Linked DNA regions of Mus musculus: all the other regions are linked to region 3. A link is a loop called in an ENCODE intact Hi-C map of the cell type or tissue named here. Cell type or tissue: left cerebral cortex. All regions are shown on one strand. Each heading gives the region's core, and the rest is flanking DNA. Links, peaks and the distances in the headings are about the cores only. Region 1 holds the start of Tll2 (tolloid-like 2). Region 2 has its middle 5.5 kb from the start of Lcor. Region 3 overlaps Tll2 (tolloid-like 2).

Region 1 (10,290 bases), core at 1,268-9,267, 110 kb before region 3:
CTTGAGCTAAGATTGTTATAGAGACATGACAGTGTTAACAGTAATTAAGTACCTTCTTAGAGAACTCGCGGCATCACCTCGGTGGTGTAAAAAAGAACGAGCCGGCAGAGTACTGTTATTCCAAGGTTCATTGCCGGTTCTGAAGGTAAGTATGAGAATGGGAAATTGGCCTAGGTAGGGAAGTAAAGGAGACTGAATGTAGATTGGAAGGGGTCTGGGCAGCTGCAAAATAGTCTGATGCTTTGGGGCAAAGGAATGAAGATGTGACAAGCTGGGCAAGACAGAGACTTGCAAAGACCACGTAAGGATTTCCACAGGGCCAAAGATGCTGAAGAGATAACACACATAAGCATAGGAAGTAGTACTAAGTCGAACAGGAGGCCGTAAAGGCTATTCCACATTGCCCTCCACTTCTCCCGTGAGATTAGACTTTTATTTTGTATGTATAAGTGTTTTGCCTACAAGTATGCCTGTATTACTTGTGTGTGCCTGGTGCCCAAGGAGGCCAAAAGAGGACTGTAGTTCCAGGGGGTTAGTGGAACTGGGATTTAAACCAAAGCCCTCTGAAAGAACAGCCAGTGCTCTTGACTGCTGAGCCATCTCTCCAAACAACCCTGGATTTAGATTTGAAATACACTTAGTTTATTTGCGCAGAACATGATGATACAGGTCTATAATCCCATCACTTAGAAACCGAGTCAGGAGGATTACAAGTTTGCGGTCACCTTGGCAAGAGTGTCTCAAAAGAGGAAGCAAGTGTGGCGCGTGCATTTACTCCCAGCTCTTGGAAAGCAGAGGCAGGAGGATCTCTGAATCTGAGGCCAGCCAGAGCTACATAGAAACCCTGTCTCAAAAAAAAAAAAAATCCATATATCCATATTAGCTTGCTATGAGAGAAATGTGTGTAATGGTGTAATGGAGCTGTAGACGTGTTCAAAGTATTGACCATTCAAAGTATTGACTCTTCAGTCATTCCCATCTGAACTTCCTGACAGTTCCAACATTTGCTGCTTAACCTATTGGTCAACAGCCAGAGAAACATCCAAACAAGCCTCACACAGAGCTGAGTAGCGTGCTTATCTACGAGCATGGGTCTTCAAAATATTTGGATAAAGGGAATTGATGAAAAGACTGGCAGCTAACCCACCCGGTGGCGATTAGGGGCAATAAAGGCTCCAGCTTATGTGCTTGCCAAAGACCAGCCTCTAATGTCTGCCTTCCAGAATTCTCTGTTAATGAGGAAGCCAATTGGCTGTTTTCTTAGGGCCATCTGGAAGCCTGGAAGTGTCACAGAAGTTTGTTAGCCCTTTAGATGTCGCTTTTGTGGCCTTATCTATTGACAGGTGGTGACCTTCACTGGGTGCATATAGCGAACTGTGGCGTTGGGTTTGACTCCCTCCAGCAGTCAGGCAGAAGTGCCATCCAACCTCCTCCACTGATGCTCTATTTTAGTGGCCACTTGGCCTTCCTTGCCATTTGGTGCCAGCTCTTCCTCTCAAGTCCCCTCCTCTCACCTGCCAGTTCTAGCAGATCTTGCCTAACCTGACTATAACTTCCGTGCTCATTTGATGACAGCCTCAGACAGGGTCAGCCCTCCATTACTAAGTGAGATTCAGAACAAAATAAAATGCTTCGTGAAACACTTTTCTTTGGTTAATCACTACCTGTCCTGGTTTGAAGAAACTGTTGTTCTAGTTAATAGATAAGGCAGATGATGATAGGATGAGACATTTGGAGCCTGGTGTAAAGCCCAGCTTTGGACTGCTTTGTCATTTAGCAGCTAGGAAACCATGTGGTAACAAGCCCCAAAGAGAAATTTAGTCCACCTTTCTTCCTGCAGTTAATTTAAAAAAACAAAAACAAAAAACAAAAACTCTGGATGTGATGCACTCACAAATCTTCACAGCACATTGACGTGCTATAATGCTTGATTAGGGCAATTTACTTGTATAAAAGGATCTTTGAAAATCCTTGCGGTTAATAATGTATGTCAGAGTGGATCAGTTCTGACAGTTTTTTTAACATTGAAGGTACATCACATAAGCGAGTTTCAAATAACGTCTGATTATCTCCCTAAATAATCTGGGTGCATGTTTTTCACTGGCACAAAAATAACCAGATTTAAAGAATCGCTCATTTTTATTTTATCAAACTAACGGCAAGGCTTGCTTGGTATGTCTGTAACTTTAAATAACAGTGTTGCTCATTTGTGAGTCTTTGACTATCAAAAGCATCCCAATTGGGACAGTTTTACTGAAGGATAAGCTCATCGTTATCCATCCTTACAAGTCCCACCCACAACTTCGGGTTTGGTGGGTGCTGCAGCACGCACCTGTGCTGGTGGGACCAGGGCTGTTGAAAGAGTGGAGAGAATCCTGCTCATTCCCCCCTCCTCGCCCCCTTTGCTGAGGCATGTGAGACACACTGCATTCTGCAGAGAAACGAATTTCGAAAGCACGAAGTTGGCAGCAGCGAGGTGTCCAGGACTACTCACACACACCAAAGCTGCTGGCCCTCCTGCGTCCTGCCACGCGTGCATCTGGGAGTTGTGAAATGAGTTACTAGAAGGAGGTAGGGCGCGAAGTCTAGCCTCAATGTTGAGCAGTGTTGCGCGCACCACAGTGTCAAAACAAGATTGCATTCGGCCAGGTGGGCGTGCGCCCCGGGGAGCCCAACACTTGTCAGCATCTTCGGTTTGCTTGGGTTCCTCCGAAGTTACGGAGGTGCAGGGAAGAGGAGGGGCCTCGCCTAGGACGCATAAGTGATTGGCTGTCCGGGGCCCTTGGAGAGGGCGTGTGGTCCAGCCCTGGTGGAGAGGGGCGGAGCGGCCACTGTTCCTACCGCTGCCGCCGCCAGCACAATCACAGCCACCGCAGCCTTGGCCTCTGGGCAAGTCGTGTTTAGCAGCGGCTTCCCGGGTGTCCAGGCCGGACGAGAACGCCTTACTGGGCTTGCTTGGTACCCTACCGGTGCCTGGCAGCCAAGCAGCAGCCACCACAACCGACCCTGTACGTGGTGTCTCTCTGGATCCGAGCTTTCTGTGCAGGTTAAGTCCCTCGGGCCCCGCCGACCCCTTGCCACTATGCCCCTTGCGACCACTCTTGGCACCCTGGTGCTACTGTTGCTGCTACCGCTGCCCCGCGGTGCTGAAGTGACTGGGGACCATTCGAATGTCGCCTTGGACTACGGAGCCTTGGAAGGCGAGGAGGGCACGGAGCAGCAGCTGCATTACCACGACCCCTGCAAAGCTGGTAGGTACCACCGCTGGCTGTCCTAGTCTCCGGGCAAGTCGGGCTGAAGTTTGCCTTTGAAATGCAAATGAGGGGTGGGCAAGGCGGGCCACTCCGCTCCTGAGAGATGTCCCCGGCTCCCGCGGGAGGGGGAGGACAATGTCTGCGGGAAACTGCTTTAGTACTCCTCCAAGTCCAGGAGGACATCCTGGTCCCAGGTTAGCAGTGCACATCGGGTGGCGGCCGCAGGATCGGTCCCATAGGGAATTCTGGCGGATGTGGAAAGCAAAGCCTGTGTGGTGCACGGTGGGCTCGGGTCGCCTGTCAGCCTCTAGGCACCCGCTACCTCCAGACACTGCAGGAGTCGAGCCTGGCTGGGCGCGGCGCTCCAGGCTCTGTCCGATGGAGTAGCTGGCTTCATCGGAGTTCACAGCAGTTGGAAGTTTCCCGCGAAGTTTCCAAGATCTGTAGTTACTCTTGGGAAGAGATTAGAAGACAGACAAAAAAGCTTCACAGGACAGAAGGAAGAGTCCCCTAGGGAGAACGCCCACGACTTGAATTGCTCCAGCTTCCCCCCCACCCGTGCCCCTACCCCCGCAGTCTCCTCAGCACCCGACTGAGATGGAAGTCAGCAGGTGCTCTAATTCCACCAGGAAGCTGCGCCCCAGGACTGCACCGGGCACGCCAGCATTTGAGCACAAACCTTTGCCCCAGCTACAGGGCCTGCTTCCCTCCAGCTACTAACCCTGTTTTGGGATGTGCGGCAAGAGATAGATGGGGGGTGATAAAGCATCCCAGCAAAGGTTACTAAGTATCTGTCCGCAAAGGACCCAAACGTATCAAAGTCAAGAGCAGTTACTAGCTGGGACCCAAGCAGGTGCAGGACTCAGACTACCTTGAGGCTGCTCCTGGATGGTGGCCGAGAACCCGTTAGTAGTGTTTTCCTTTGTCCATTGCCCAACCTGATTGATTCGCTTCTGGTGTGCAAAAATAAGGGATAAGAGGCCTTGAGGATACTTGAGGCGATCAGAGTGGTTCCTCTGGGCACAGTGGCCCATCAGGTCTGGGCCATTTCATTCCCTCAGTTCATAGAGACTTCTCTCAGCCTCAGGCTCCTCATCTCTAAAATGGAAGAAGGTAAACAGAGGACTTGGGTGGGAATTTCTTGCCATTGGAATCAATTATAGAGTGTTGTCGTTATTTTTACCATTACTGTGGTAACTCTAGGGCATAGGCTGGAGTCACTTCACAATGCATGTTCTCTGAAGAAGATGAGGTTCCTAGGAAGGCCTCAGGTGTTCTTGAGACCAGAGGGGCCTGTGCATATGGAAGGTCAAGCTGGGTGTGGGGGGACCTGGCCTTAACCACAGGAAAGATGCCAGAAAAATCCAACTGTATATGAGGCCCCGGGATGGGAAATAGAATGGGTGACTTCCGGGAAATAGAGAAGGTGGTACCTCCAGATAAATGAAGGTACCATGCCTGATTGTAATGTCCAGCCGGGATGGTCTGAGCATGGTTAGAATGGTGACCTGGTCCTAAAATGAGAGTGCCTAAGCTTGAGATGAGCAGGAGCAACAGTCACACCTGTCAGATTCAGAGGAGCCACCTCTGGGAGGCAGTAGGGGCCAGTGGGGCCAGAAGGGAGATTGGTTTGAAAAAACAGGCTGGGTGCCTGGTATATGTAGGATGCTAGTCTAGATGCTGCAGACCCAGAGGGAAAGATGCAGATCTGACTGGGAGTTCCCACCTGGTGTAAGCCTCCAGGGACAACCCCGAGGCAAGACTGCCTATTGACTGTCCAGTGATTTCAGAAAAAAAATGTTGGGAACAAAGACACAAATGCTCTGACTGTTCATGGACTGGATGGGACGGGCAGGCAGGGCTGGAAAGTAAGAAGGCCCGAGTGTGGTCCAGCTGCTTCAGTATATCCGCTGCAGCCATCTTTGGAGCCTTGCAGCCCCCACTCCCACCCTGGAGTAACCTGGTGCTACAGGCAGCCAGAAGAGATCGATGGCAAGGGAGATCCGCAGCAAGAGGGCACCTCAGGCTGCCATCCTCCTCGGAATTCTGTCATGTAGGGAGCACCCTTAAGGAATGCCAAAAAGCAAGAGGCACTTCAGTGGAAAGACAGCTTCCCCACTAGGGGGAACCGTACTTCCTGGTAGCATGTTTAAAGCTTCAGAAAGGGCCTCTATCCCAGGGAAACTCTACCTGGAAGCTCTGGTCAGAAGGTCAACTCCTGGTCCCTGCTTCAGAACTTCACATACAAACCATTTCCCACCTGTCTCTTCCCCGTGTGAGTCTCCATTCCACCATGCATCCATAATGCAGAAGGGAGCATCCTGGCTCTATTCCCCACCCCTCAGTGGACAAGGCCTGCCTGCTCTAGGCCATGGCTTTCCCCCTTTAGAATGGACATAATTGAATTTGTTTGGACTCTAAGCTGACAGATCTGGGGAGCTTCTCACTTCTTAAACATTTTTAAATTACACATTTTTTTCATTTACTTTATGTTCGGGTGGTGTGCCGTAGGATGCGTGTGGAGATCAGAGGACGCCTTTTAGAAATTGGTTCTCTCCTTCTGTATGGTCCTGGGATTGAACTCAGGTGACAGGGCCTCGTGGCAGGTGCCTTTACCCACTATGACATCTTTCTAACCAAGACACTCCCCCTCTTGATGTATCACCTGAACTCACATGACCCGGTGCAGAGACTTGTGCTTGGGCCCCCTACCTCCTCCCTGTTCAATGTTCTGTTTCTGTGACTTTTGCTCCAGCCTAGCCATCAAAGTGATGCACAGTACATGCCGTAACCTCTCTCAATGGCATACTTACCATCTTACCATTTAGCGGTTAACATTCCTACCAGTTTACCATAAACAACCATTAACAACTCCTACCTACTCTGCTATGTACAAGCTGCCTGATACAGGGCAAGTCTCCCCTGTGTGTCTTTGTGTCCTCGTTTATGGACAGGAATGATTTATGACAGATTAAAGTACATGGAAAGATATGTCTATTGTTGGGTACATTATAAACAGATTTTCTAGAGACGTGTTGAAAGAACATCATTACTGAAGCTTTGGGTGCTGTTTTACACCATCAATTCTACATTTACTAACAGTTGACTCTGCAAAGAGGGTGGTTATTAAGTCAGATGATGGGGGAGTGGGAACCTTCCTGGCATGCAGATGGGGAACAGCCATGGGCTTCTAGGCACTGTGTCTGTTGGTCCATAGGTCTATACTGGCTTTTCCTTAGATACTGCCCACATAGCCAGGCACTGTGCAAGAACTCCAACATTTTCTGCACCTCCATGCTGGCAATGCTCTCCCTGTCTGCCTGCCCTCATCCTCTCATCCTCAGCCGAGTGAAGCCAGGGGCTGCCTTCTCATTTCATCCCTGCCCCTCCTGTCTATGTGGCTGATAACACACGGTGCCACTTACCTATGTGTCAGTCTCCCTATCTGCAAAATGGAGGTGGGAGCAAAATCTTTTGCCTTATAATGTAACCAGGAGCAGGGCCACTGGGTATTTGGAGGGTGAACCAAGGAACAGCAGGGAGGGAGCATGGAATGTAAGGCAGGGAAGGAAGAATTCAATGAGGCGATTGGGATTCGGATAGCTGCTCTAAGTAGTGAGCTATGACCCCTCCAGGGCCTCTTAGTACCTTCCAAGTACCTCCTAGAATCATCTATCCAGAGAATGGAAGACAGAAATGAATCCACGGTTTGTAGCCCTTTGTTGTTTACATCCGCTTCCCACTCTATTCTTGGGGAAGAACTCACCCCTAGCTTGGTATACAACAGCCTGACTGGCACACCATTACAACCGTGCCTTAGTGGGTTAAGAACAGATAGGGTGGTGTGTGTCTGTCATCTAGAAAGACCTGCTGGATCGACAATGAGTCACTGGAACCCACCTGATGGCTCCCGACCCTTGTGCCTGCCCACAGCTTGCCTGTTCATTGGATTGTTGGAGAGAGCGTTCAGGTTGTCTCCCATGTGGCTTTGTTGTTGGTTTGTCCTCACAGCACAGCAACTGGATTCTAGGTGGCTCTAAGAGGACCGGATAGGAGGGAGTTTTCAGTGCCTTTGTTGACCACCTCACATCCTCACACCCAGCGTGATGCGATGGCGAGCCTCATGGGTCCCTTTCACCAACAGGATGGCTGTAAAAACAACGTTGTCTAAAAGCAAGTGGATGAGGGAGTGTTGCAGCCAGATTTGAAAACTGACCTGCTACCTCTTGAGGCATGAACTGGGTCCTCTAGATTTAGGGAAGGTCCTAAAGTAGAGAAATGGGGAGATACACGGTAGATGCTTTCCGCCTCCCAGGTCACCCAAACTGCCTGCGTGAGGCTATCCTGACGCAGAGATGCTCAGGCAGCCTGTGCAAATCCTAGGAAGCTGGCTGCCAGCCTGCGGACACCTGCTTACTATTTAGCTAGTGGCTTGGCAAATGCCAAAAGCATCAGACAGCTGTGAATGCTGGATTCGGATGTGATATGTGGACTTGTTGGCCCCTGGTGGCTTAAGGTTCAGGAGCCAAAGTGAGTGTGACAAAGGCACAGTGTGACAAATGGCTCATCACTCAATTTGGGCTATCCCCAGCCCCTGCCTCTGATTTCAAATCTCACCTCTGTCTGGGATTTGGAGCTTCAACCTCAACCTACCCTTCTCATTTGCTTCAAGATACCTTATATAGCCCAGGCTGTCCTGGAACCTGCCATGTACACCAGGCTGGCCTCAAACTCAGAGATGCATTGCCTCTGCCTCCTGAGTGCTGGGATTAAAGGGGTTCGTCACTACCACCCAGCTTACCAATGAGGTCTTTTTGAAGGTTCACCCAGAGACCTTTCTGGGGAAGCTACTGTCAGCAGCCCATCGAAGTCCTGATGTAAGGTCAGAACATTCAACTTAGTGATATCTGGGCCTCACTCTGCCTGGTACCCTCAGTGGTGTCCAGCTCACTGAGTTGTTTGCCTGTATCTCCTGAATGAGGGAGGTAGGAAGGATGCTGGCCTTAGGGGGGATTGGGTTCATGGCTAAAGGAACTACGCATTTGCCCTCTGTCTGAGTAATGCAGCATCCCTTACCTGAGAATGTCGGAAGAGGAGGCAGGGGACAGTAGGGTCAAGTGGTCTCTCTGGAAGTTTGTCTTCCTGTCCCTATGCGTCTCCTAAGGCTCAGACCCTGGTGAGAGCAGCTGGCATTTTTATGTCTCCCTTTACATCCTCTCCTGTCCTAGAAGGTCCTTGCTGATGGGCAGATGGCTGACTTAATGGAATTACGTTTCTCCAAGGCCTTGCATGTTAAATGCCTTTCCTATCTCCAGGCAGGAGCAGCATCTGGTTCACCTGTCTGCCCTTTTGCAAGGCTATGCGAGTGCGAGGAGTTACTGAACCTCCCTCACCCTGTTTTCTCAGTTGCCAAGAACTCTTCCAGCTTTCAGGATGGCCACCAGGACTAAATCGTAGACATTTTATCCATTTCTGAGCCCAGTTTCTGGTACCAGGAGGTACCCAGTGATTGGCATTTATGTCATCAGAGGACAGAGCAGGCACTCGTAAGTACTTTTGCGCTTGTGGAAATGCTTGTGGATAAGTGATCTCATATTTGAGTAATCAGAGTTGGGGATTCACTATTATTAAACAACGTCTCAAAAGTAAGAGAGGTCAGGGCTGGAGAGACAGCTCTGCGGCCAAGAGCAGGGCTGCTCTTCCACAGGATTAGTGTTTTAATTTCTAGAACCAAAATGGTGGCTCTCAACATCTGTAACTCCAGTTCAGGGGATCTGATGACTCCTCTAGCCTCTGTGGGAACCAGGCATGCAAGAGGTGTACAGACGTACACGCAGGCAAAATGACCACACACAAAATAAGAACAATTAATTTTTAAAAAGTATGAAATCTATATTTAAAACACGGAGGGTAAGTTTTATGCCAAATTTACTATATTTCAATAAAAATAGAGTAAACAAAGACTAAGAGAAGAATGTATGTCTATGGGGGAGACTGGCTACCTAGACTTCTGTGTAAGGGTCAGCCAATTGGCTCAGTGCTCAGCTCTTACATCTGCTCAGGCAAGCAGATGCAGTACACATACCATCAAATGCCAACTGGAATCCAGGGCTCCCAACAATGACCAAGGCTTTTACTAGATAGGCAGTGTCTAGGAAAGGGGAGATGAGAACTGGGGACCTTATCAGGCCCCTCACAGATGGGGCTACTCTGAGACCCCAAGCATAATGAGAAACACCACCCTACCCCTCCTCTGCCTCATCCCCAGAGGAGACATGCAATATGGTGGCTGCTATTTTGCACACAGGGGAAACTGAATTTCAGGCCCGGCCTTTCTGACACTCCATTGGTTCTCAGCACCATCTCTGTGGACTCAGTAGAAAGAAATGTGCATCGTGAAACATCAGAGGTCGGCTCCCAGGTGTTGCATCACTGGGGCCCATCCTGATGGACTTCCTGGGGACATCCTTTTTTTCCTCAGCTCAGCATAGGGATCAGGGAGTGATAATGCAGATAATCTTGGATCTGCAGCACCCTGGCAAGGGTGGTCTCCGCATTGGTGTTAAAGGTCTAAGAGCTTGCTAGACTGTCCTAAAGACTGCCACCCAGCCTGGACTCCGTTGGCTCAGAAGGAAGATGCCTCTGGATGGAAGCCAAGTGCACATATCATTCCATAGTGCTTCTGTGGTCAGCTATGGTCCTTTGGTTGACCACTCCCCCCAGGTCCATCTCCTGCAGTGTTCCATGCCCACACATTAGCCAAGTCTCACTCAGTAACTGTGAACAGCTATATAACTGTGTGGCTCCCTAGTGACCTGTCACATCTCCATCTGTGCAGATTGGATCTGTTCATGTGATCACTGGTCTCAATGACTGGGTGACAGCTGGGACAAAGCAAGAGTACCTGTCCTGGAAAATGTCTGAGTTTGGAGTCAAAATCTCTGAGAAGACCGGTCTTAGCTCACTGGACAAATAAAACACTATCTAAATATAGACTACATAGGGTCTCTAGGTCGATTATATGATTTCATATAGA
Region 2 (10,290 bases), core at 1,383-9,382, 390 kb before region 3:
TGCAAGTTCCGCACCATTGCTTCTCGCAACTTCTCGGTCGAAACGGCTCCTCCCACGGGGGCGCCGTGCAAGAGCAGAAATAGGAATAAATGCCCGGATGCCCTTGGAGGCATTGAGCCCCGAGGTTTGCAAAGGTGAAGTGGATAATTTTAAGTTTTAAGTTATCGAAATGCTTCGCCGGTATTCATAAGCCCCAATTTAAAAAAAAAAAAAAAAGAAAAGGGTTTTAAGTCAAATAAAAAGCCTAGGGGATCTCTTACTAGCAAGACTGATCATAGTTGAAAGTCTTAAGAGAGCTGAGAAAAAAAAATGTGCTAGTAGAAAATGAATTTCAAACTTTCAAACAACAGCTTAAGAATATGTTGGGAAATATACGCCCAGATCCGTAGTTCAGGAAAGGACTCAGAACATTTTGATGAGAAAGGATTTCCAGGTGCCTTCTGGGATAATTAAACCACCTTGCACAGGGAGCCTTGTTTTGTTTAAACATCACACTATTAATTACTTGATTTATTTGAAAGAGAGGAGAAAGAGCAAGGAGGAAATAGGAAATGAAAAAAACGGAAATGGCTACTTACCAATACAAGCTAGGTGGCCTCTTCCTCACCCTTAGAATTTGAGAGTGCATTCCTTCTAAATATTTAAATGTAAGTATTTCTGTAGGTAAAACAAAATCATCACTTGACCTCAAGGATTCCACTGATGTGTATCAAGTCTGGGTCTTTGAAGGGAGGGCGCTCTGGCGTGGGAACGGGGGTAACTGCCCCTAAGAATGACTTGGTGGGTCTCCTGGATAGGAGTAAGATTACGGGTAGTAGGCACCTTCCATCTCAGAGCCAATTAGATTTCCACAATTCTCAAAGCCCGCACTGTTTCATCGCTTTAGACTACTACACCATCAGCCGACCACGATGGTGCACACCTGGTAATAGCAACAGTTCGGTGGGCTGAGAGGCAGGATTGCAAATGCCAGGCCAGCCTGGGCAACATAATGAGACCGTGTCTCAAAGCAAGACCCCTGGCAAATAAAGTCTTAGGTCAGACTTCGTTGAGTTTCTGTGTGGTTATTACTACCCTGGGTTAGGTGGGGAGAAGATCAAAGGGAAATGACCGCTAGCTGGGAGAAACCATCCCGTTCCCTATCTCTAGCGTGAAATTCCTTTCCTCACCACTAGGTGGTGGGTTTCAATCTTGTAGATTTTAAGCAACTTTCTGTGATGGTTGGAGAAAGTGTTTCATAAAACATTTTGTTGTTTTTAATAAGTGAGCAATGTACAAGTTAAAAGTAGTTAATAATATACTTTTCAAATCAGGATCCATATGTTTTAAAACAAGTCAAGGGAAATAGTTTCTCAACATAACCTCTTGGAACAGTGGTTCTCAACCTTCCTAATGCTGCGAACCTTTAGTACAATTCCTCAGGCTGTGGTGACCCCCAACCATACAATTATTTTGTTGCTTCATCATAACTAATTTTGCCACTGTTATGAATCGTAATGTAAATATTTTTGGAGATAGAGGCTTGCCAGCAGGGTCACAACCCACAAGTCGAGAACCCTTGAAGTCTCAACCATACAGATTCAGAGATTTCTAAGGGATCTCAGAGATTAATTCAAAGTGGAAACAAGCATTCTTGTTCCTTTCAGCCAGAAGCCCAGACAAGTCAGATTGAATAACAGAAGGTGTGGGGTCAGTAGAAGCAGGCACAAACCCAGAGACAAGTTTCCAATTCTGAACTTAATGCTATGTCCGCTGCTCCACTGTGAACCTCTGCTTCTACTTCATTTATTTAAAGTAGAGAACCAACCTATAATTGACTCTTCATGATGCTTTTTTGAAAGACAATATGCTAGACTGTAATGATGATGATGATGATGATGATGATGATGAAGAATAGTGGTTTTGTTTAGTCCTTGAGACTTTGCCTCTTCGGAATGTGAAGTAGGTTTTGCTCTGCCATCCTTCCCAGTGTACAGGTTGTTATGGTTTGAGTGTGAATGTCTCCCACAGACTCATGTGTTTGAACTCTTGGTCCTCCCTCAGCTGGTGGCCCTGATTTGTAAATGTTGTAGAAGCTTTGGGACAGGCACCCTAGCTGACAGATCTAGCTGCACATCTGGAGGACTGCAATCTTGCCCAGCTCCTGCCCTGAACTCTGCGCTTCCTTGTGGGTGCCACACTGTCACAGAAACCCTCCCACCATGCCTTCCTTGTCATGAGGCACCAAATGTCCTGTGCTCTTCTCTCTAATTGCGAGTCAGAATAAACCTCCCCTTACATTCTGTCACAGCAATGAAAGAAACAATCTAGGAGAATTGGAACCATGTGGCTCTTGGGTTTCATAGTCAGTTTGCAGGAAGAATGTGGAATAGTTTGGAGCTATGGGCTGGAGAGGGTATTCTGGCGGGGGTTGAGAAGTTCAGGATGCCATAAAAAGGCACAGTGTTCACTCTGCTGATGAAGTTTCAGAGAAAAACAAGAGTTCTTTCGGAAAATGGGGCAGAAGCTATTTGTGTTATAGTCTGGCAAAGAATCTGGCTGCATCTGCCTATATCCGGAAAGTATGAGAAATGCTCAGATTTAAAATAATGGACTAATTTGTTTGATAAAAGGAAATTCAAGATAGCGTATCAGTCAGCAGTGGCACAAATATTGCTCACTTCCGTTAGCCAGTCAGGTTTACATGAGAATTCTCAGGAGAAAGAAGTGGGGACCTGTGTATAGATCGGGGCAGGGTTGTAAACAACCAATAGAGCAGCTACAAAGTGAAGATAGCTGTCAAGGTCAAATGTACACACAAGGAAGCCTACAACCCTGTCCGGGACAATAGGAATGGTGTCTAGAGGGTAGCCTCTGCCATTGAAGGATCCAGCACGCCTTGCCCTAATAGCACAGAGAGGACACTCAGCTGTGGTCCCAGGGAGCCAGACTGTGGTCCCAGGGAGCCAGACTGTGGTCCCAGGGAGCCAGACTGCATCTTGAGTGGCTATCAAAACTCAGTTCTATCTGCACAGTGCTAATTTTGTCAGCATATAGAATATAAAAGTTACAGGTGTATAAACTGACAACATGACCACTCCATGCTGAGGGGGAAGATTTTTTTTTTAAACATGTTGATTTCCTTTATTTTAGATTTATTTACTTATTTATTTATTTACTTACTTACTTATTTCATGTATGCGAGTACACTGTAGCTGTCTCCAGACACACCAGAAGAGGGTATCAGATCCCATTACAGATGGTTGTGAGTCACCATGTGGTTGCTGGGAATTGAACTCAGGACCTCTGGAAGAAAATTCAGTGCTCTTAACCTCTGAGCCATCTCTCCAGCCCAGATTTTTTTTTTTTTTTTTTTTTTTGTTTTTTGTTTTTTGTTTTTCGAGACAGGGTTTCTCTGTGTAGCCCTGGCTGTCCTGGAACTCACTTTGTAGACCAGGCTGGCCTCGAACTCAGAAACCCACCTGCCTCTGCCTCCCGAGTGTTGGGATTAAAGGCATGTGCCACCACGCCCGGCTTCCAGAAGATTTTTATTGTAGATGTGAGAGGTAGAACAGCTGGATACAACTGTCAGAGTGCAGAGCAGAGAATCTGAACTTGGGCAGCAGACTAGATCTGGCCAGGAGAGAAGCAGGAGCAGTGCAGAGAAACAGAGAGAGGGAGGAGGGAGACAGTGTGGTGGTTTCAATAGGAATGGCCCCTACAGACTCCTGTGTTTGAATGTTTGGCTGTAAGGAGTGGAACTATCAAGAAGTGGTTGAAGTCTTGTTGGAGGAAGCATGTCACTGTGGAGGTGGGCTCTAAGGTTTTATATGCTCAAGCTACACCCAGTGTTGCTTCTACTGCCTGCTGAATAAGTTGTAGAACTCTCACCTCCTTCCCCATCACCATGCCTGCCAGCGTGCCACGGTGCTTCCCACCATGAACTGAAAGCTAGCTCAAATTAGGGTTTCCCTTTATAAAAGTTGCCTTGGCCATTGTGTCTCTTCACTGAGATAAAAACCCAAACTTAATACAGATAGAGAGTAAAGGCATCGCCAAAACAGCAGGCTTACCAGGAGAATGAGTAACTGGGGGTTGGGGAGAGGGGAGCCCATGAGCTGGAGGGAACTTAAGGTAAGGAAGCAGGTCAGAAGAGCTAGGATGTTAGCATGAACTTTGTGTAACACGTGCTTGTGACACTAAGGGTGCCTGGAGGCCAGCTTATACTTTGGTATTCTAATAGGTACTACAGGTAGCCATTTGTCCTTTCTGCCTGAAGTTAAGGAAATGACTCCTTCTAGTAGAAGGGGAACCAGCTTTTCAAGTTCCAGAGGAATGCTGGCTTTTATCTAAGAAATCCTCCAGGAGTCCAAGTTGAGCCCATTTCTAGGATTTGGACTGCCGTTTGGAGTTCGGGGGATTGGAATTGCCTGTAGACCTAATGGCAGGGTCGTGGAGGCTTACAGGAAGCTGCTGAGGCCAGGCAATGTGCAGCAGGGTCAGGTTCCCAGCATGGAGTTCCAGGGCGCACGGTGAGGGTGAGACCTAAGCTGCAGTGCAGCCCCCAGGGTGTTGAAGATACCAGAAACCTGATACCTCTGCTGGAGTGAACTGCCCTTATCATAGAGTGGAGGCAGCCCAAGAGCTAACCTATTTATTGCAGGTAGCAGAGCTACAGAGGTGGGGGGGGAGGGGGTACCCAAACCCTTAGGAACCCAGGTGATACCACCACAAACTGCAGATGTCAAATATAAAGCTGCAAGGTTTTGGTTTCGTGAATTGTTTATTTCCCGGGTCAGGGTTTCTCTTTGTAGTCCTTGCTGTCCTAGAACTTGCTCTGTAGACCGGGCTAGATCCACTTACTGCCAGTGAGCATGGACTTGGTGGGGAAAGATTGACTTGGTTCCTGCCCCTGAAACAGGCTTGTTTGTACAATATCATACATATTCTCACATTCCTCCCAGGAAAGACTCCTTGATAGCCAGAAACAGCATAAGTCCAGGAGGCAAGGGTGTGGCTAATGTCTTAACAAAATGGGACCTTCAGGACAGCCCCTTAGGCTGTGGAAAAGAACTCTAAAAACATGAGTCCAAAAATATATAATGTCTAAACTATGGAAAAAAAGTAAAGATGCAATATGAATTGTATAAGGAGCTTCACTGATCTAAAGGAGCAGAGGCAGCTACACTATGAACCAGCTTATCACAAAGATACAAAGACAGGCAAATCCAAATGCATGCAGATTCCTGAGTTCAAGGTCAGCCTGGGACACAGCAAGTCCTAGCCCAGGTGTAGATGGGGTCCCACCCAGATATTTTATCCTCTGTGCTTGATGAATGCAGGTAGATCTCTGAATTCTTTTACAAAGTTAAAAGGAAATGTGCTTGCAGTCTCCTAAGAATTAAGGAGCTGGGGTCAGAGGACTCTGATTCATAGGATAATTCATAGGGAAGCTGGAATTAATAACTGAATCGGTATGTAAATAAAACACTGGGCATTTTGTCTGCTTGAGATGAGTAGCAGAAAGCTATAGCAATTCTTCTTAAGAATTTTTCCCTTTGAGCGCTGAGCTGCCTGGAGGGTGAAAATAGCTCTTCAAGAATTTTTTTCTAACAGTATTTCCAAATCCCAAGAATTACTTAGCGAGCTGACACAGTTCTTTTAGAATGTTTTCTAGCAGCTATCTAGAGAAGGCTGTTTGAGGAGTGAACACAGCTCTCTTAGAATTTCTTCTGGCATTCTATTCTGATTTTGATCAGAAAAACCCAAAAATACTTTTAGAATTTTTGTAACAAAAGATTTGAATTTTTTTATAGCAGCATTTCTGACTTCGATCAGAAAACCCATGAACTATCCAGATAGCTTTTGGAATTTTTACTACCAGAGAAAGCTATCTCAACCAGAGTGTTTAGCATAGCAAGAAAAATCTGTCTAGACCAGAGCATCACACACACGCGCACGCACACACAAACACACATACCTCACAGGCGGAGGGTGTGTGTGTGTGTGTGTGTGAGGGGGAGCTTGGACCCAAGATTTGTTTTCACTGCTCCCAAACAGCCCTCACTGGGAGCCTGGACCTACCTGAAGCTGGTCCTTAGCAACTTACCTCCATCTTCCTGAGTGGTGGAATTAAAGGCATGTGCCACCGTGCCCGGCTAAGCTTCAGGGTTTTATAGTCTTTCTTTGGTCCAGTCTTTCCATCTTGCTATCTTTGCTGGTTAAATTGTTGTCAGTTTAATACAACCTAGAGTCCTCTGGCAAGAAAAAACAACAACAACAAACCTCAATTGAGTAAATGCCTTTGTCAGATTCCCTGTAGGGCAGCACAGTTCAATGGGAGGCATACCACTGCCTAGGCAGGCAGGTGGTCCTAGATGGTATAAAAAAAAAAAAAAAAAAAAAAAAGCGGGCTGGTGAGATGGCTCAGTGGGTAAGAGCACCCGACTGCTCTTCCGAAGGTCTGAAGTTCAAATCCCAGCAACCACATGGTGGCTCACAACCATCTGTAACAAGATCTGACTCCCTCTTCTGGAGGGTCTGAAGACAGCTACAGTGTACTTACATGTAATAAATAAATAAATAAATAAATAAATAAATCTTTAAAAAAAAAAAAAAAAAGCAAGCTTTCAGAGTCCTAAGAAGCAGGCCTAAGAAGCAGGTCAGGGAGCAGCAGTTCTCCAAGACCTCTGTTTAAGATCTGCCTCCCAGTGCCTTCACTGACTTCTCAATGGCTTGCAAGCTGTAAGCTAAAATAAGCCCGTTTGTCCCCAAGCTGCTTTGGAGCATGGTCTTTATCACAGCGATAGAAACCTAACTAAAATACTACCTTCCCAACCTTTCCTCTTGGCATCAAAATATTTATTCTGTGTTGGATGTATGTAATTTGCCTTTTGAACTACGGGGACTCAAAGCCTTGACTTTTAGAAGAGACCTTGGACATTTAAGTGTAGGCTGGAAGACTTCTCGAGGACTTTTGAGGTTGGACTGAATGCACGTTAGATTATAAGATACTTTTGGGACCAGGAACAAAAATGTCCCCAGTGGCTCCTGTGTTTAAACACTAGTCCCCTGCCTCCAGCTGGTAGGGTTGATTTTCGAGGCTGTGTGTTTGTTAGGAAGCTGGGTACTAGATGGGCAAAGTGAGTCTCTGGGGAAGAGCCTTAGGGAATGTAGTCTGACTCTGGAGGGATAGGAGTTTGCCACTCACTTCCTGACTACTGAGGTAATCAACCACCTCAGGCCTCTGCTGCCACAGCTGTGAGCTCCTCCCACCTCCCTGCATTCCTCACTGTGAACTTTATCCTCTGGACCATGAGCCAGCATAAACTCTTCCTCTTTCAAGCTGTTTCTGTCAGAGAAACAAGCAAAGGAACTAATACAGGAGTATTAGTTTAACTCAGGAGTCAGACAGACTTATTAGATGGCGTTGTTTCCTCTTGGCATAGAATGAAGCTATTTGGGAGTAGAGAGTTGTTGGGGTGCAGTGCATCAAGGTTGTCTTTGTATTCGTCAATTTTTAATTCTGTACAGAGAGAGAGGTGAGTACTGGCCAGATTGGGTATAATGATTCTTGTGGCTCATCTCCTGTCTCAGTATTTTGTAAGCATACAACCTTCCTTACTCACTGATTGGCTTAATAAAGATCTGACACCAATAGCTAGGCGGGAAAGAGAAGGCAGAGAAAGGGACTCCGAGAGAAGAATAAGGAGGAGGAGGATGCACCAGCAGGACACAAAGAGGTAATGGGCCATGTAACAGAACCTGAACTAACGTAGTCATGGTAATTAAGTTAGATGAGCTAGCTGGGAGGTAGCCTAAGCTAAGGCCTGAGCCGTAATACAATTAGTAAGTCTTTGTATCATTACTCTTCTGCTGGCGGATCCAAGAAAGTCCGGTTGTAGAGATTAACCTGGCCTGGTAGCCATGTCTAGCAATAAACAGAACAGTACCGTGTTAGACACAATTATGGTAATGGGGCAACTGGCATTCCCTAGCAAAGCGAGGGGAGGTAGGGTGTGGTGGGGAAAGATCCCAAGATCTTCACCTAGGATTCCATCTTGAGAGATGCTGGAATGCAGGTGTATATAGGAAGCAGAGCGATAACTGACAGGAGGGACGCCACGATCCAGCTTCTGTGAGGTCATCGTCCACAATGGGGTGGGACTTTGCAGTGATGTCACTGTTTGGAGATTACCCACAGTACTATATGTAATCTCATCCATAGTCTGTAAGCAAGCTCAATAAACTTATTGTTTCACCAAGATGGACTTTGGTGGAGTTATACTCTGGGGTTAATAGACATGCATTCTCCTCTTGCCCAGGAGAATGTTAGCCCAATTCCAAAATCGCATCCTACTGAGTACCAGAGCCAAAATCTTAACTAAGATCTCTGACTCCAAACCTGCAAATAAGTAGAAGTTGGACTCTGTAAAGGACTCTTAATTCTGTTGACATGATCTCTATATGATTGAGCAGTTGAGCAGGGTCTTACTATGCAGCCTAGGCTACAATCCTGCCTCTGCCTCCCAGGTGCTAATAAAAAGACGCAATATGGCCTCTACTGCTTTGGGTTACTACGGAAGCGGGCCTGATTGTAAACTTTTTGAAACCAGCCTCCCTTAGATCTCACAGTCCTTTCTGCAACTCCTGAATGCTGGAACAAAGAGAGCACAGAGAATCTTGGCGAAGGGAGGTCGGTTCCTTTCCATAGCATGTTTCCCAGCATAAGACCAACGAGCTATTTGTGTCTCTGTAATTAGAAATGCTGTATAGGGACATGGCTATTGATAAATGAAGTATTAAGTAGGCTGGGGACTTCTAAATAAGAATATATATATATATATCTTGATTTTTTTTTTTGGTTTGATTTGATTTAATGAATTCCATAAAGTAGAAGACACTTTCTGAAGTTCTTTTCATGTACTGTGTCATTTACTCTTCACAACTCAATCTATAATCACCATTTTTGTAGCAGAGCAGAAAAACAATTTGTCCAACTTGTATGCTATCGAAGATTTGGATTCAAATGTGGGTAATCGAATTATGCAACTGAATTACTTAGCTTGTAGTACAAGTGGGAGAAATGAGACCTAGTGTGAGCAATAGGGGAGAAGCCATGTCACTTGGGGGCTTGGTCCTTTTGAGGAACGACTAATGTATGGGACATTTGCTTAGTAAAGGCCTTCTCCTCTCTTCTCCTGTCTATTTGTGTGGGTGGCACTGGCATAAAAACCTTGTGGCTTTGTTCTATGTTGTATGTGTATACAACTGACTCTTCTACCATTGATTGACATATATTAACACATCAAAAATTTACTTAAAAATTTCAGTAGGTTATTCTAGCTTTTTGTGTTATTAGACGCGTTCTCACGACCGGCCAGGAAGAACACCACAGACCAGAATCTTCTGCGGCAAAGCTTTATTTCTTACATCTTCAGGAGCCAGGGTGCAGGAAGCAAGAGAGCAAGAAGCAAGAGCGAGAGCAAGAAGCAAGAGAGAGAGAAAACGAAACCCCGTCCCTCTTAAGGAGCATTCTCCTTCGCCTCGGACGTGTCACTCCCTGATTGGCTGCAGCCCATCGGCCGAGTTGACGTCACGGGGAAGGCAGAGCACAAGTAGTCATAAGATACCCTTGGCACATGCGCAGATTATTTGTTTACCACTTAGAACACAGCTGTCAGCGCCATCTTGTAACGGCGAATGTGGGCGCGGCTCCCAACATCTCCCCCTATCCTTTTAATAAGAGCAAATAGGCCACCCATATTAATGAGAGTGGAGATAGAGGTCAAATCCCCAGTGTGTAGGTAAAGGAGCCATGTACAGGATTAGCTCTTAGGCTCACAGGCTTTTACCCAGAGCAACCCTGACCTGCTCCCGTGTCGTTTTGCCTGGGGGAAGGGAACTAGGACACTGAACCTTCATGAAAGATGACATGTCTCCCTAGAATAGGCTCATATATGCCGCAGAGCCTTTCCATTGCAGTGCTTAGCCTTGCAACTCTCTCGGGCTGCTGAAGCACACTCACTCTATCCCGTGCAATGAGTCTAGCCTCATGGGATATAAGAGCTGAGTGGCCAGCGACCTATTGCCTAAGCATAGATATATCAGGGGAAGCTCCATGTTCTAGTCCTGCAAGCGCCTGGGCAATAACCACCTTGTCTCTCCTAGTTTAGGCCTTAAGCTTACAGACCAATCAAAGAAGCAACACTAATCCACAGCAAAGTGTATCTCCAAATAATATTAATCCCACCCATTTTTTAAAGAAAGAAAATGCTGAGGAGATCCAATTGGGTAATCCTTTGGTCAGCG
Region 3 (10,290 bases), core at 1,204-9,203:
AGGGCTCACTTCTTCTCAGGCAGGTGGGGCGGGCCTGCAGAGGCCCGTAAGGCTCCTGGACCCTGGGTTCCTGCAGCCTCCTCTCCTCCTTTTCCAACTTCCTCTCCATCCTGCATCCTGTTAGCGGTCTTTATACCGTAGCCCGGTTCATCTGCTGGGGATACCCCAACAGGTTGTCATACATCAAGTGCAGCTTAAAACAAAGAATTTTACTCTAAGTTCTATGAGCCAGGAATCAGCATTCAAGGACACCACAAAGTACGCCGTGGGGCCTGTTGGTCACATCCCACTGACATCCCACTGACATCTGAACTGTTGGGTGATGTGTTTGGATCTCTGTCTCAGTGCTCAGCATTGAAGCAGGTCTATTATTTGTTGTTTTACAGGTACTCAGAGTTCCGTCTCTGACTTTTGAGTCAGGCAGTCTCTCTCTGAGCAAGCTCTGTTTTGTGTTATGGGCATAACACTGACCTGAGCTCAGAGGCCACCTGGATAGCACCCAGCATTGCATAAGCTTCTTCCTGCTTGGGAAGACTAGAAAGACAACGTCCTGTTAAGACCCAGCTTAGGTCCGGCTTGCTTGACAAGGGCCGGTATTTGGAGGAGAGGGGGCCTAAGGCAGTGAGAAAAAGCTCCCTGCCCAATGTGTGTTGTCTGGGCCAGACCTGAAGGGCTGGGGTGCAACTAGTATGACTCGGAAGAAAGTAACCAAGGTCTGGATAAGAGGGGACGTCATGAACTTGGATTGGGGGGGGTCTCAGTGTTCACAAAGACTGAGATAAAACCAGACTGGCAGGATCCATGCCTGTCTGGGGAGGTGACTGGTGGGCCAGGTCAGGCAGCCTTGGTTATAGTGAACCACGAATAATGGCTGAAGCTTGAGGTCCAGTGGACCAGGACGGAAAGCCCTCTGTAGGTTCTGAGCAAGGAGGCCTACAAATGCCGTGTGGTCAAACCATACCAGGCAGGATGGAGCTGAGAGGGTTGGGAATCTCCTCAGAGGAAGAGGTGCAAGGCCCTGATGAGGGGTACAGTTCCATGTTTGCACACAGAACTCAGAGGCAGAGAAGCTATATGTGAGGGTAGTAAGGACACATGGATGTTAGCAAGAGGACCTAGGAAAGGAGGAGGAAGAGGAAGAAGAGGAAGAAAGAGAGGAGGAGAAGGAGGAGGAAGGAGGAGAAAGATGAGAAGGAAGAAGAGGAGGAGAGGGAGGAGGAAGAAGGAAGAGGAAGAGGAGGAAGGGGAGGAGGGAGAGGGAGGAGGAAGAAGAGGAGGAAGGGGAGGAGGGTGAGGGAGGAGGAAAAAGGAAGAGGAAGAAGAGGAGGAAGGGGAGGAGGGTGAGGGAGGAGGAAGAAGGAAGAGGAAGAAGAGGAGGAAGGGGAGGAGGGTGAGGGAGGAGGAAGAAGGAAGAGGAAGAGAAAGAGGAGGAAAAGAGGAGAGGGAGGAGGAGGAAGGAGAAGGAGGAAGGCAGAGAAAGAAGAAGAGGAGGAAGAAGAGGAGGAGGGAGGAGGAAGGAGGAGAAAGAGAGAAGGAAGAAGAAGAGGAGGAGAAAGAGGAGGAGAGGGAGGAGGAAGAAGGAAGAGGAAGAAGAGGAGGAAGGGGAGGAGGGAGAGGGAGGAGGAAGAAGGAAGAGGAAGAAGAGGAGGAAGGGGAGGAGGGTGAGGGAGGAGGAAGAAGGAAGAGGAAGAGAAAGAGGAGGAAAAGAGGAGAGGGAGGAGGAGGAAGGAGAAGGAGGAAGGCAGAGAAAGAGGAAGAGGAGGAAGAAGAGGAGGAGGGAGGAGGAAGGAGGAGAAAGATGAGAAGGAAGAAGAAGAGGAGGAGAAAGAGGAGGAGAGGGAGGAGGAAGAAGGAAGAGGAAGAAGAGGAGGAAGGGAAGGAGGGAGAGGGAGGAGGAGGAAGGAAGAGGAAGAAGAGGAGGAAGGGGAGGAAGAAGAGGAGGAGGAAGGAAGAGGAGGAAGAGGAGGAAGGGGAGGAGGAGGAAGAAAAAGGAGGAGAGGCCTGTACTGGGCTGTGACAGTCAATTTGCACCTAAGAGTTCTGGTTGAGGTCTTGGTTGTCCCCATGAAATACAAGGATGAAGCTACAGTATGAACTGTCCTAGGACACCACAACTAGAGTGGCAAGAGAGTACCGAGTACTCTCAAGGTGACACCCATAGCCCCCAAGGCACATATAGGGTGGGATAAAAGCAGGGAGAGGATGGAGTGGAGACAGAACCTCATTTGCTGCAGAAGGCAGGGGGCCATGGAAAAGTCCACACAGCCAGAGCCTCGGGAATCACAAGATGAGAGCCAACACTGGAGGTCACGTGTGATTGTAATTATAGCAGCTGACACTTCCTGGGGTGGGGGGTGGGGGCTAGGGGCTAGACACTCTCCCAAGGGCTTTCCCAATTCCCGTTCATTTCCCCCTCCAGCATCCTGAGGAGGCCTGAGACAGCTGAGGCACAGCCTCAATCACTGCCCTGCCCTTACCTCTCCACACACAGAGGACAGTGTGTGCCCAGACCTTTGGGTCATAATCTGCCTCTTGCTGAGTGACAAGGCATGTGAGCTGCCTCAGCCTGTTTCTTTGCATGTAAACTGGGGTACAGGTATGCTCTTGTAAGCTTGAGTAGGAATTACTTAGATGACAATATCATTTAAGAAGTGTCAGGGACCCGTTCTGTGGTAACTACTCAGTGTATGTTGGGCATTTTTGTTATTACTGCTGTTGCTGTTCATGTGAGCGAGCCTGCACTCCAGGGAGCAACTTGGTTTGGGTGGGAAGCAAGACAAGAATATATGTTCCATACATGAAAGTGCTTTAGCAGCACAGAGAGCCCCCCCAAGAGACCAATGATGCCCCAAACATCCCAAACAAAGATGCTCCCTCTGTGACTGATACCCCTTTAAGGGACTGTGATCTCCTTGGATCACTGTGTGGCTCCTTGGAGGAAGCCACTTTTGAGCAGGGTCTGAGCCATGAGGGACAGCAGCAAAGCTGGCAGCTCTTCTCAGGAGAGTCCATTGATCCCAGCAGACAAAGACGAGTGTGCCAAAGACAATGGCGGCTGCCAGCAGGAGTGTGTCAACACGTTCGGGAGTTACCTGTGCAGATGCAGGAACGGGTACCGACTGCATGAGAACGGACACGACTGCAAAGAGGGTGAGCGGGAGCTGTGGGGTGGATGTCGTCTGTGGCTGCACCCCTTCCTTGGGTGTGTGAGTGGGTGAGGGAGGCTTGGGTGGGGGTCAACGTGGGGAGCCACCATCTGCAGGACACCATGAGATCTCTATCTGAATCTTCAGGCCACTCTGGTGGCCCTCCTGGGGGATACCCGTTCTCTTCAGGAGGCCAACACGAGTGTCCACTGCAGACTCGTTAATCCAGTGGGCTTCAGAATTAATACATATTGATCTAAACCATGGCTCTGCCATTCCCTCGCTGTGCAACCTTCGGCTAGTTACTTAAACACACTGAGCTACGGTTTCCTCTTCTGTGACAAGCAAGGTAAACATGCCTCTTTTCTAAGGGTTCTACAAGGATTCAAGCCTGCCTAGGAAGTGTCTCGGACAGGCTGGTCCAGATGTATATTCTAAGTGTCAATAAATATCAGGCCCATGTCTGTCATAACAGTGGAACTGAGCATGAGGTAGGAGGAAGTTTCTTGTTCCCTTCCTGAGTGTCTGCTGAGGGTCCTACTATGCCGACATTGTAGAGGAAGCCATCGCTTTTCCCTTGCCCAGGGAAGGGAGTTTGTGTTGTCTGTGATAAACATAGCTCCAGGCCTTGCCCTGCCCTGGGTCCAGTAGGGAAGAGAGAGGCTGGAGAGGAAGTGAAGACCACATGCCTCCTTCTGTTTCCTTATTTGGAGATGGGGGAAAATTCAGCAAGAGGGTGCCTGCAAACCACTTACCACAGAGAAAGACCAAGTCAAAATACTGTCACCAAGCAGGAGAATAATGGGTGACCTGGATGGGACTGAAGGAGGGAAGGCATAGAGACCTCACAGGGATCTCTGTTAACATTCACCATGGCTGGTACTCTCTGGGCCTTTTACAGGTGGCACTGGCCTACACGTATGAACCTGGAACCCTCTTCACACCATACGTTGTAGAACCAGTGCTCTCACTAAGTTGGCCACATCCCCAGTGCCAACCTCCATGTAAACAGTCATAGTAACCGAAATGTCTCTCCTCCTGAGCCTGTTCAAGCAAAGTCAACACCGGGTCACACCAGATACAGGCTGGCTCCCCATACATTGGCTATTAACCTGAGACTCACCTGTGATGTCACCTCCAGCTGAATGACCCCTCTGTGTACCCCCTCTTCTGACCTCCAGCTGGCTGCGCCTACAAGATCAGCAGTGCAGAGGGGACCCTGATGAGTCCTAACTGGCCAGACAAATACCCCAGCCGGAAGGAATGTACCTGGAACATTTCATCAACCGCAGGCCACAGGGTGAAAATTGTGAGTCCTCTCATTAGTTTGTTAAGAGCACAAGCCTTGGCATTAAGCGGATATGGGTTCAAGTCCCTGCTCCATGATCAGCATGGAGCATGTGCAGGTCTCAGTTTTCCTGCTGGGAAATGGGGAGATGCTGTGAATCTTGAGGTGGGTGCTCTGAGCAGAAGAAGGGAGCATGCTCAAAGCTCTGTACCAGCCCTGCTCACAGCAGCACTGTGGGAGGTGGCGGCTGCCATGCAGGGCTACAGTGCTGTGTGTGTGATTCAGTTGCATCCAGGGCTATTCTCTTACGGAACATTTTACTCTTGAAGAAGAAGAAAAAAACAAGACTTAATTTACACAGAACGTTGAGAGGTCACGAGTCCTCAGGTCCCGGTTCCCACTCTAGACATTTGTGAATCTTTTCAGAAGTTTCCCTCACAAGGGAAAGCACATAGCTTTTTAAATTCTTACTCAAATCAGTCGCGTAGAATAAATACAATTACTCATGCTCCTCTGCAATTTACATTTTTATCAGTTAACAATAGGACCAGCACACTAATTCCTCCTTCAGTTAAAAACAAACAAACAAACAAACAAACAAACAATTGCCTTGCAAATCATGTAAAATCTCACCCACATATCTGATGTGTGGTCTCACACAGCACATGTCATTATTTACAAAAAACAACAAAACAAAACACCTCATACACACACACACACACACACACACACACACATATGCAGGGGCATACTCACATACACAGGAATACTCATAGACACACAGATGCACACGTGCACTCCCAGAAACATATACACACACACATACATAGGAACGCTCACAAACATACACACCAACACACAGACACACACACACACAGAAGCATACCCACAGACATATATACACACAAACATACACAGGAACACTCACACACAGAGACAAACATGCACACTCACATTCACAGGAACAATTGCAGACACACACAGACACACAGACACACATGCCTGCTCACAGACACATGCATACACACACACACACAGATGCACACTCATAGACACATACACAGAAAGACACACACAGAGACACATCAGACACACATCTCAGACTGTTGAGATGAGCAAGATGGACCTTATGAATGACAGACTGAAAACACAGGGAGGAGGGAAGGGAACAGAGGAAAACAGTGATAAGAGATAACGTAGATGATACTGTCAGGGTGTTTCCTGCTGTGTGAGGATAAATTGACGGGCTCCCAAGGCATCATGGTCCAGAATGGACCCCAAGCCATGGGGCATGCCCCTTGGGCTCCTCCTGTGATGCGTGCTGCCAAGGTAGAAACGGCTTTCTTCTGCCCTGGGTCCCTTAGAACAGTGTAGAATCTGGACGAGGGTATTTAGAGTGCTTTTGCAAGGCCAGCTTTGCTCTAGACTGCCATCTGCTGGAAAGATGCTCTGTTGCTTGGCAATGCCCTTTCCTGACAGACATGAACAGTCTTCCTTGGGGGTGGAACCTCAAAACTGCCAGGTGGGAAGCCTCCATCTGAGATGCTTGCATACAAGAATTATTTAAAAAAAAAAAGATACTTCCCTTGAAAATCGTTGGTGAGCATGCAGACGGAACTCTGCCTGCCCTTTGTTCCTATAGAATGATGCCCTGCACACAACCAGCGTCCCCCTTCCCATCCCATCCCCATCCACCCTTCACCTAACACCCCCCTGCTCACCAGGACATCACAGGCAAGCTGTCAGCCAGTCAGGCATCTACCCAGCACCCAACAAGCTGTATATGGCTGGTAACTGTTCAGTTCCCCGGGCCGACAACCGGGGACAGTCTCTGATGGAAGGACGGGAAGAAAGGAGGCAACGGAATCTGGTTATGGTTAGCAGTGTGACCTGGAGAAAGTCAGCTCTGGGTCATGTTCAATTCTTACTCCAGCTGAACAGACTTACGCAAGCCAATTAGCGTCTTTGTGACTCGGTTTCTCCTTCTGCTCACTGGGGATACTAATGGATTTTCATAACCTCATTAGAACTTAAGTGAGAAAACTTTCACCGTTTACTGGGATGGGAAAAAAACTCCCAACGCATGCCAGCCACTTTGATAGCAGAACAGCCCTGCTCAAAGCCCCTGGGATTTCAAGTGTACCGCAGTGGGCACAGGCTAACAGCAACATCTCTGAAGCCACAGGTCCTGGGTTACATACCTTCTCTGCCAGGGAGGACGCTGGCCATGCCAGCTGATGTCTTCTTCAGGGGTTGTGCCCGGGACAGGGTTGCAAGGACTGGATGAGGGGACATTTGTAATGCCTGTAGCACAGCTGCCACCTTGGGTGAGTGCTCAGTACTAGCTGGCTCCTAGCATTAGAGGAAGGGTAGGAAAAAGTAAATCCAGGCAGCTGGCTCTGGGACTGGATGTCGGACCATCACGGCAATGGTGGACGCCCCTAGGAAGCTGGTAGACAGACCCCTCCAGGCTCTGAATGTCCTTCCCCTCCCTCTCCCCTCCCTTCTCAGTGCCAGATCCTTGCCTCACTTCCTGCTCTCCCCTCCCCAGACATTCAGTGAGTTCGAGATTGAGCAGCACCAGGAATGTGCCTATGACCACCTGGAACTGTACGATGGGACAGACAGCTTGGCCCCCATCCTTGGCCGCTTCTGCGGCAGCAAGAAGCCGGATCCCGTGGTGGCGACAGGCAGCAGCCTATTCCTCAGGTTTTACTCGGACGCCTCAGTGCAGCGGAAAGGCTTCCAGGCTGTGCACAGCACAGGTGCGGGGCTGGTGGCTTCAGGCTGAGCACCTCGCAGGCTCAGGAAGGGCAAGGGAGCCGCACGCTCAAACATCCCGGTTAAAAGGAGCGTTCTTCAGCCGCCGCAGGCTGAAGGGCTGCTCTCCTTTGATATTTTTACTTGACAAAACTGGATGTGGGCAATGCTTTGTTGGTGTTGAGTGGCCATCGTCGGCTCCCCTCCCCTCCCCCACCCCAACTTCCTCTTACCCCCCCCCTCCCCGCTTCTCCCTTTTAAACTGTGTCATTTTGCTGGCCTGTGAAGTGCAAAGGTCTGAAAACTAAAGTGAGCAGCCATTTTATTCTCGAAGGGCCACTTCTGGAAAAGGTTGCTTTTTCTTGTCATTTTTCCCCCCTGGCACGCCAAAAGTAGCTCTGCCAGGTCCTTTGGAAGAAAATGTGTGTGCTTCTAACTTGTCTACACTGTTCAATATAAGAAGGCCAATGGGGTAGAAGACTCTGCTCTGGCACTTCAGCCTTAGCCCTGTGGAGAATGTAGCCCCTGTGATCCTGGCATTTGATTGTGGCACAGCCAGAGGCTGCCCAAGAGCCTGAGGCTTTTGTCTGTGGTGCTGAGCAGGAAGTCGTGATTGTGGGACACTGCCATTCTTTTTTAACAGCCCCCTTTCTCACCGCGGCTCTCTTTAATTACCCCCCTACCCCTAACTCCATCCCACTCCCTTAAATCAGAGCCAGAAAACAGGGCTCAGAGCTTACAAAATGGCAGTCCCCATGTCTAATCAGTCTATATTTCCCTGCCGGGCCAGACACCCCACACTTCATGAGACCCTCGCTAGCCTCTTAAGGGTCTATGTTTCCTCCACAGGAGTTTAAGGCCACTGAGGACGGACTTCACCTTCTTGTCCCTTCAGACAGAGCAGTACATGGGCACTCTGGGTCAGAAAGATGGCGCAGTGCTTAAGAGCGCTGGCTGCTCTTGCAGAGGACCTGGGTTCGATTCCCAGCACCTGCCTGGCAGCTTACAATTGTCTATAACTCCAGTTTCAGGGAAGCCAATACCCTCTTCTAGCCTCCACAGACACTGCAAGCACACGCTACACATGCATGCATGCACACAGAGCAAAGAAAGACAAACGCAGGTGCTCTGGGGAGTTGGGGCAATCTTGGGACATAGCTGCAGAATTTAATAAAGGGACTGTTTACAGCAAGGCATGCAGAGTGTGGGGACACCCCAAAGGGACAGGACACGGTTTGAGAACCACAAGGCTATAGTCACCCTAACCCAGAGGACAAATGGAAGAAAGGGCTGGGGGTATTGGGTGCAAATTGCCTAACTTCCCTCTGATCTGAGTGTTGCCAATGGTTGAATTCAGTTACAACGTGACAGGTCACTGGGTTCTGGGGTGGAAGGGTGGAAGGGTGGAAGGGTGGAGGGGTGCTGGAGTGGAGGGGTGGGAGGTTGGAGGGGTGCTGGTGGTGGTACAGCAGGTAGGGAAGGAGTCATCTTGCCTCTTGTGCTTATTGTATGTCTCATGAGTCAAGTCAGACATGAAGTAAAGACAAAAATAAGGACTCGAGTTGGACAGGGCCAGACCCACCCTGGTGACCAACTCTAGATGGGATGTTAAGAACCAAAATTGCCCACAATCCACACCAAGAATAGCACTGGGTCCAACCCCCCAGACTCCTCCCCTCACCCCATCCTACTTCCCTGCCTCACCCCACTCCCAACCTCACAGTGTAATCCCTTTCAGTAGAGATAGAGGTTTCCCTGTTGCTGGGCTCAGTTGCAGTTCTGATATGCTTTTATCGCCCTCTGCTGGCAGAAGTCACAAATTACAGTATACCCTGGAGCTAGTGCAAGCCCTTCTATTTCCAGTTCTTCCAAGGCTTGGAGTAGTCAGAACAGCCATATCCCTGCACACAGTCAGGCAACCGACTCCTTGGCTCCTTTTCTTGATTGGAGGGGGGAGAGAGGGCAGCAGCTAGTCTTCCTCAGCAGCATTCTTGGGGATGTAAGGGCCAGTTTGGATATTCCAGGGAACCCTGCCCTGTTCTCCACTGGCGTCCACTTGCTCCTCATACAGTAAGATGGTGAGGTTGCCTATCCCCTCCTGCAAGGCACACAACAGACTGTAGGGATACTGATGGGACATAGTGGGCTGATGTCCAGACTCTGGGTGCCAGGGCAGAGGGTGAGCCTTTGTTCTCTGTCTGCTGCAGAGTGTGGGGGCAGGCTGAAGGCTGAAGTACAGACCAAAGAGCTCTATTCCCATGCCCAGTTTGGGGACAACAACTACCCGAGCCAGGCCCGCTGTGACTGGGTGATAGTGGCAGAAGACGGTTATGGCGTGGAGCTGATATTCCGGACCTTTGAAGTTGAGGAGGAAGCTGACTGTGGCTACGACTTCATGGAGGCTTATGATGGGTACGACAGCTCGGCACCCAGGCTCGGCCGCTTCTGTGGCTCAGGGGTGAGTCTGCGGGATGTTCAGGCCACCTCTGGATGCATGAAGAATCATACTTGAGCTGGATTCCTAGCTAGTCCCACCACTGTGAGCCACCACCAGGGGCCTGTTTGCCTGGGGCAGAGAGGAAAGAGGAATCCCCAGAGACAGGTCGGGAGGCAGGCAGGTGTCTTCCAGTCACACAAAGGACATTATCAGCGAAGGGGACTGTCTTAGTCAGGGTTTCTATTCCTGCACAAACATCATGACCAAGAAGCACTTGGGGAGGAAAGGGTTTATTCAGCTTACACTTCCACATTGCTGTTCATCACCAAAGGAAGTCAGGACTGGAACTCAAGCAGGTCAGGAAGCAGGAGCTGATGCAGAGGCCATGGAGGGATATTCTTTACTGGCTTGCTTCCCCTGGCTTGCCTCATTCTGCTCTCTTATAGAACCAAGACTACCAACCCAGAGATGGCACCACCCACAAGGGGCCTTTCCCCCTTGATCACTAATTGAGAAAATGCCTTACAGTTGGATCTCATGGAGGCATTTCTTCAACTGAAGCTCCTTTCTCTGTGATAACTCCAGCTGTGTCAAGTTGACACAAAACTAGCCAGTACAGAGACTTCATTCTTTTGCTTTTGTCCCTGTTTTTCAAGAGA

What was found. A loop is a pair of places that touch in the nucleus more often than their neighbours do. Peaks named below come from ENCODE experiments on the same cell type or tissue, not always from the same donor. Only the 100,000 strongest peaks of a DNase experiment are listed, where the experiment ranks them.
Region 1: it touches region 3 in a loop (3.0-fold over the local background); 11 of 42 quality-filtered maps call a loop at or near these places.
Region 2: it touches region 3 in a loop (5-fold over the local background); 3 of 42 quality-filtered maps call a loop at or near these places.

Annotation. Positions count from the first base shown.
Region 1 is chr19:41,199,438-41,209,727 of GRCm38, reverse strand. It overlaps Tll2 (tolloid-like 2), which reads left to right and starts at 2,954. Exons shown (of 21, transcript NM_011904.4): 1 at 2,954-3,251. The coding sequence starts at 3,083. In left cerebral cortex, for the core only: CTCF peaks have their summits at 2,825 and 5,366 (motif pointing right); DNase peaks (open chromatin) are centred at 2,552, 2,734, 3,513 and 5,369; H3K4me3 peaks cover 1,052 bases.
Region 2 is chr19:41,472,004-41,482,293 of GRCm38, reverse strand. No RefSeq gene overlaps it. Among named protein-coding and RNA genes, the nearest start is that of Lcor, 5.5 kb to the left of the region's middle. In left cerebral cortex, for the core only: no CTCF peak of the experiment used is centred there; DNase peaks (open chromatin) are centred at 2,419 and 5,597; H3K27ac peaks cover 703 bases.
Region 3 is chr19:41,085,582-41,095,871 of GRCm38, reverse strand. It overlaps Tll2 (tolloid-like 2), which reads left to right. Exons shown (of 21, transcript NM_011904.4): 16 at 1-19; 17 at 3,025-3,150; 18 at 4,328-4,455; 19 at 6,986-7,199; 20 at 9,402-9,652. Among named protein-coding and RNA genes, the nearest start is that of Opalin, 14 kb to the right of the region's middle. In left cerebral cortex, for the core only: CTCF peaks have their summits at 5,875 (motif pointing left) and 9,001 (motif pointing left); DNase peaks (open chromatin) are centred at 5,878, 7,063 and 8,992; H3K4me3 peaks cover 274 bases.